Linked DNA regions of Homo sapiens: region 2 is linked to region 1. A link is an interaction called in ENCODE POLR2A ChIA-PET data of the cell type or tissue named here. Cell type or tissue: HepG2. All regions are shown on one strand. Links, peaks and the distances in the headings refer to the core of each region. The heading gives the core; the rest is flanking DNA. Region 1 overlaps LINC02487 (long intergenic non-protein coding RNA 2487). Region 2 has its middle 35 kb from the start of LINC01558.

The links. Peaks named below come from ENCODE experiments on the same cell type or tissue, not always from the same donor. Only the 100,000 strongest peaks of a DNase experiment are listed, where the experiment ranks them.
Region 2: POLR2A ChIA-PET joins it to region 1 with 30 read pairs; 4 of 35 experiments call an interaction of 5 or more read pairs at or near these places.

Annotation. Positions count from the first base shown.
Region 1 is chr6:167,681,560-167,684,471 of GRCh38, forward strand. LINC02487 (long intergenic non-protein coding RNA 2487) reads right to left here. Exons shown (of 7, transcript NR_117092.2): 4 at 2,161-2,686; 5 at 1,549-1,610; 6 at 774-888; 7 at 1-378. All of the region lies in intron 1 of LOC124901465 (a long non-coding RNA gene), which reads left to right. Among named protein-coding and RNA genes, the nearest start is that of LINC02538, 3.8 kb to the left of the region's middle. In HepG2, for the core only: no CTCF peak of the experiment used is centred there; a DNase peak (open chromatin) is centred at 1,632.
Region 2 is chr6:167,760,886-167,763,797 of GRCh38, forward strand. No RefSeq gene overlaps it. Among named protein-coding and RNA genes, the nearest start is that of LINC01558, 35 kb to the right of the region's middle. In HepG2, for the core only: no CTCF peak of the experiment used is centred there; DNase peaks (open chromatin) are centred at 556, 1,126, 1,596 and 1,956; H3K4me3 peaks cover 858 bases.

The DNA of each region.
Region 1 (2,912 bases), core at 294-2,793:
TAGTGAAGGGGCTCAAGGAATATGACGCTCTTATTTGGGAAGGAATTCTGGGTCATAGAAAAAAATGGGCGGGCCAGTCCAGGAAGCGTGGAGAGAAGACAGTGAAACTGCTCTGTCGAGAACTCAGGAAGTCCCCCAAGAGAGGACGGGGGAGGTGGGAGGTGTGGGGTAGGTGGAGTGAGCCCCAGGGAGGAAGACCACAGTGATCCTTGTGGCAGAAATCCAAACTGTGGGGGTAAAGGAACATGAAAGCAACAATTTCCCCTTATGTCCTGCCCGATGCTATATAGTTGCTTCACAGCAGCCTCTTCACACCAGCCTCTCATCTTCATACCTTCTCTGAGGGTCTTGCTCATGGTGGCTTTGTCAGGAGATGCTCTGGGGGAGGAGGAAGCAGAGCAAAGCCCACCAGTGACACAGAGTGAACCATAAAGGTGAAGACAGTCATGCCCAGAGAACCAGGGATGCAGAAGTTCATGGAAGCTGGAGTTTGGGGCAGGAAGCATCTGGAAAAACATGAGTCTCCTCTTTCCCCGCCCTCACCATCACCCCCAAAACATGGATATCCTCAGAAATATCTGGGAGGATCCTGGATTTCCCACATGCAAAGATAGGGGATCAGGTCCAGAAGGCACAGCTGTGCTCAGGGTGCCTGTGTTTTGTGAACTAACTCAACAACGGACAGCGCGAGATACACAGAGCCACACTGTGGCTGGGAGCCTGGCCGCCGTCTTCCTGATCCCTGGGGCCGATGGCCAGAAGGGCTTTCTTACCAGGTGCTTCCCAGGAGCCTGGGAGGAGGTGACGCTGAGCACAGACACCACATCCTGCAGCCGTCCTTGGTCCCGTCTCAGCAGGCATTCCCAACAGAGACCCCACCGAGAGCTGCTGGGAAGGCAAGGAGATGTGGGTCATCGTCATCAGCTAAATGGAGGGTGGCATTCTGCTTCTACCATCCAGCCAGTGCCACAGATCAAAGAGAAATAAGCTCGGCAATTTTCCTGCCATCATTTTGTTTTGAGATAAGGAAATTATCCACAATCCAATTATGAGGTGTAATGTCACATTCTTTTTTTTTTTTTTTTTGAGTCGGGGGGGACACGGTCTCACTCTCTTGCCCAGGCTGGAATGCAGTGGCACAATCTCAGTTCGCTGTCACCTTGACCTCCTGGGCTCAAGCAGTTCTCCCACCTTGGCCTCCAAAGTAGCTAGAACTAAGCAATCCATCCACCTTGGCCTCCCAAAGTGCTGGAATTACAGGCATGAGCCACTGCACCCAGCCCATAATGTTGCATTCTAATGTGATAACAAATTGAGTCAAAGTGTGTCCATTTCCTCCAAATTTGTTTGGAACAAAGAAAGTCTTTCATAACTTGGTCATATTAGATATTTGTAAAATACAGTTTTGATGAACACAACCCTTAGTGGCCCTTAACGGAAGTACTTGTGGCTGACAACAAACTCAACATCCCTGGGAATTTTGCTCAAAGAGTTGCCACAGTGCCAGGATGAGTTTAGGGGAATGCCATGCTGGCCACGCCTGCTCACCTCTGTCCATTCCACTGATAAAGGGCCAAGTCCAAAGGATTCCTGCCTTCTGTAGCTGAAATCTAAAAATGGAAACGCTCTGTGTGAGTCAGCATCAGATGTACAATTGGGATGTGTTCGCACAGCCGCTTCATTCCGGCCTGAGAACAAGAGCACTTTGTTTCCTGTTTGCTAAGGAGGTCAAGGTCCCCTGGCCGTCTGCGTGTGGGTTTCCCTGTCTCAGACAACTGTGCTGTGAAAGTTTCTTCAGTGCATGATACTGGCCCCCCTCCTGCCTCTGGACAGAAGCCTGTCATTATTGTCACCGGTGAGGAGACATTTGTCCCCCATCACGCATGAGGGACGGAGAAGAGAACTCCTGGCATTCCACAGGGGATGGAGGGATGGGGGTGCAGAGCCACCCGCTGGCCCTCAGCCCTGACTCCCAGCCTCTGAAAAACAACTCTACGACAAATCCTCCTTCTGAGCCTCCACTCAGTGTGCACATGAGTGGCTCCTGTCAGCGGGAGCTCCATGGGAAGCTTCTAAATACGGAAAAAGTGGAAATGGCATGTTGCCATGCAAATGTGGCCCCACTAGACGTTTGTCCCAAAATGGAGCATCCTAGAGTACCCATTCTTCATCTCTGCCTTGGGAAGATGTTCGCCCAAGCGCTTGCTTGATTTGCAGATAGAAACGTTGTCCCCACTCTTGTGTGCAGTTCAAAGACTTCACACTTGACAACTGAGAGTCCACCAAAGGGAGAAGTCGGACCAGCCCCCAGCCAAACACGGGAGAAAATAAGGACTTAGGAAAACCAGCACTGAGGCCTGGAGGCCTGGAGCTCCAAGGGGCAGGTCCCATGAGCATCCCGTTCCACGTGGTTTTCACCAGCTTAAGTCCCATCATTGGCACATTCCTTTCTGAAAAAAAAAAAAATCAATTTTCATGGCAGCTAAAGCACGATGCATAGTTCAGGATTCTGTGTCCATCCAATGCTAGCTGCAGATCCAAGCCCGAGTCCCCTCCCTTCGGTGTTGAACATCCACACTGCGCTGGAATGTGGTCAGCAGCGTTCACAGTTGTATCTTTAAATGAATCTTGTTTCTGGCACTCAGGAGTTCATGTCCAGGAGGGCTCTGATGGGAGTCAACTCCATCTAGGAAAAGTAGAAACACCTGAAACATAGTACTTTGCAAATTTTAAAAAGAAAAGACATACCTGTATTAATCCATTCTTGTGTTGCTATAAAGAAATACCTGAGACTGGGTAATTTATAGAGAAAAAAGGTTTGATTAGCTCATGGTTCTGCAGGCTGTACAGGATGCATGACTGGGGAGGTCTCAGGAAACTTATAATCATGGTGGAAGGCAAAGGGGAAGCAG
Region 2 (2,912 bases), core at 310-2,809, 79 kb after region 1:
AGTTCACCCAGATCTGGAGTTAAGGAACCCTAGGTTAAGGGTGAGAAAATGAGGTTAGGTATGAGGAGGGGAGAAAATCAAGAGCCATGTTGTAATCACTCATTGTTACCTCCCACACCGTTCTGGAAGGTTCCAGGCTCATGCCTGCCAAACCCAACCCTGATTCCCTGGCAAGCATCAAGACCACACAGTGCAGAACAGAAAGATAAACATTTCATAGGAAAAGACCTGACTCAGAATGAAGGTAGAGGTGGCAGACCCCAAACCACACACATGCGTACAGTAGGTGCTTAACAAATACTTGCGGAACAGATGGATGCACAGAGGGGGCCTCATGGGAAGACCCTGGCCCTGAAGGCCTTGAGCATTAGGATGTGTGCTGAGCCAAGGTCGCCCCAGGGCAAGGCGGCTGGAGCGCTCCTTAAAGATTCCATTCACTCCCTGCCAAGAGCCGGCATCCACATGGCTGCCTTGGAGTGCTGAGGTCAGAGGTGAGGAAGTATTTTGAAACTGTGAAAACTTTGAGCTGACTCTCTGGTTCCCAGGACTCTGTCCAGTGCCCATGTGACGTGTGCTCTGGATGGGAGTCTGCACGATCGTTCTCCAGCCCAGCTCTGCCACAGAAGCTCAAGCAGCCAGGAGGCCAGCCACTGAGTGAGGAGGGATTGGGGAGATAGTCACGGTTGCACAGCAGACGCTGAGCCAGGCACTGCTCCTGGATTAACTCACTCAATCCTCACGACGGCCCGTTATTATTGACATTTTACAGTTGGAAAGACTGAGGCAGGGGGCCATACGGGGAGGATGCTGGGCACAGGGATTTAAACTCAGGCTGCGCAGCCCTGAAAGGCTGGCTCTTAGTCACCATGCCATGCAGCCTCTCTCAACCCAGAACACCGGATTACAGCTCTCCACTGTACACCCGTCCATGCCTCCCTCCCTTTTTCCCTCCCCCCATCCCTCCATCCACCCATCTATATATTACTAACAAGCCCATTGGTTTGGCAGCAGACCAAGCTGGGTGGTAGCAAAGAGAAGAAGAGATGTGGACACACACTGTGCACCTGCTACCACATGCATTAGGCTGTGTGCACAGAGAGGGCTGGCGCAGAAGGCCGAAGCGGGATGGGCATCTTTCTGTGACCAAGAGGAAACATCCCTAGATGCCTCCCTGTTCACCCCCACTTCTGGGTCCCATCTTTGTACTCCCTCTACCTTTCATCTCCACCCCTCGCTAACCTTACACGCCCCCCAGGAAAGCTTTTCTTCCCATTGTTTGCCCTTCCTAAATGTCACCTTAGTTCTGAACAATGCTGCGTTTTATACTAGTGAAGCATAAACTTCACCTATGGAAGGAAAGTAACTGGAATGTCCATGATAAATTACCCGGATAAGAGTAGCATAAGGGGTTGATTGCATTGATTGATTAGTGAAATTATCACCAGATATATCCAGTCTCCCATAAGCCGGGCAACAGACTCTATGGCAGGTGAAACTCACACTCCTGGGACAGGCTCCATTGCAAATGTCCTGACAAACTATGAGCTGTTTCTCAATCATGTTATCAGCGGTGCAAAATCCAGTGTCAGCACACAGCCACTGCCAGGAGACAGTGTGAGCACCAACACACAATGCAGTCTTTGTGTTTCCATCTGGTGCAAAAGAAAGGAAAACAGCTTTGGTCAATAAATAATACGCATGGCTGTTGCGGTTTTTCAATACAGCCAATAAACACAATCTTAAAATTGAGTTATATAATGCTACATTCATCCTTCATTTCTTTTTATTGGACTTGATCTACCTAGAGCTTCTGTAAAGTGGCTACCCACAAGAACATAGTTGAAAGCCAAAAAATAGAGTGAAATAAATCAAAAATAATCTCGACTTTCCTTCAGATTTTAAAACAAAGACCCTGTGTATAGCATCCATGTTACATGACATACCCGATGATCCTCTGTCCCCTGCTGAGTAAATGTTTTCCTGGATAGTCACGGCTAATAGTTTTGTTTTGTTTCATTTTGTTTTTGAGATGGAGTTTTGCTCTTGTTGCCTAGGCTGGAGTGCAATGGCACGATCTCGGCTCACTGCAACTTCCACCTCCCAGGTTCAAGTGATTCTCCTGCCTCAGCCTCCTGAGTAGCTGGGATTACAGGCATGTGCCACCACGTCCGGCTAATTTTGTATTTTTAGTGGAGATGGGGTTTCTCCAGGCTAATAGTTATTAAGTGCTGCGTTAGTAAGCAGTGCTGCTCACCAATATCCAATCTCTTCTCTCCAGCACGTGGAGGATTGGCCTTCCTGTAGCCCCACAGTGGGCATAGCCTCGTAGTGTGGCCTGGATGGTAGGTGTGTGTGCAGCATCTGCACAGAGCATGGGACCTGCTAAGATAAGACCCTCCAGCCTTCTCCTTCCCTCTTCTCTGGTCGTTGGCTGATATGGTTTGGCTGTCCCCACCCAAATCTCATCTTGACTTGTAGTTCCCATAATCCCCATGTGTCGTGGGAGGGACCTGGTGGGAGGTAATTGAATCATGGGGCAGTTACCTCCATGCTTTTCTCATGATAATGAGTGAGTTTTCATGAGATCTGATGGTTTTATGAGGGGCTTTCCCCCTCTTCACTCTGCACTTCTCTTTGCTGCTGCCATGTGAAGAAGGACACGTTTGCTTCCCCTTCCATCAAGATCGTAAGTTTTCTGAGGCCTCCCCAGCCATGCGGAACTGTGAGTCAATTAAGCCTCTTTCCTTATAAATTACCCAGTGTTGGGGATGTCTTCATTAGCAGTGTGAGAATAGACTCAAATGCTGGCTTTGCCAGGCCTGGTCCCAGATGAGGACAATGCAGCCCCAGAGGACTCACGGGTCGTCCCTAAGGGACACTTGGAATGAGCAGGAACCAAGACACCAGGCTGC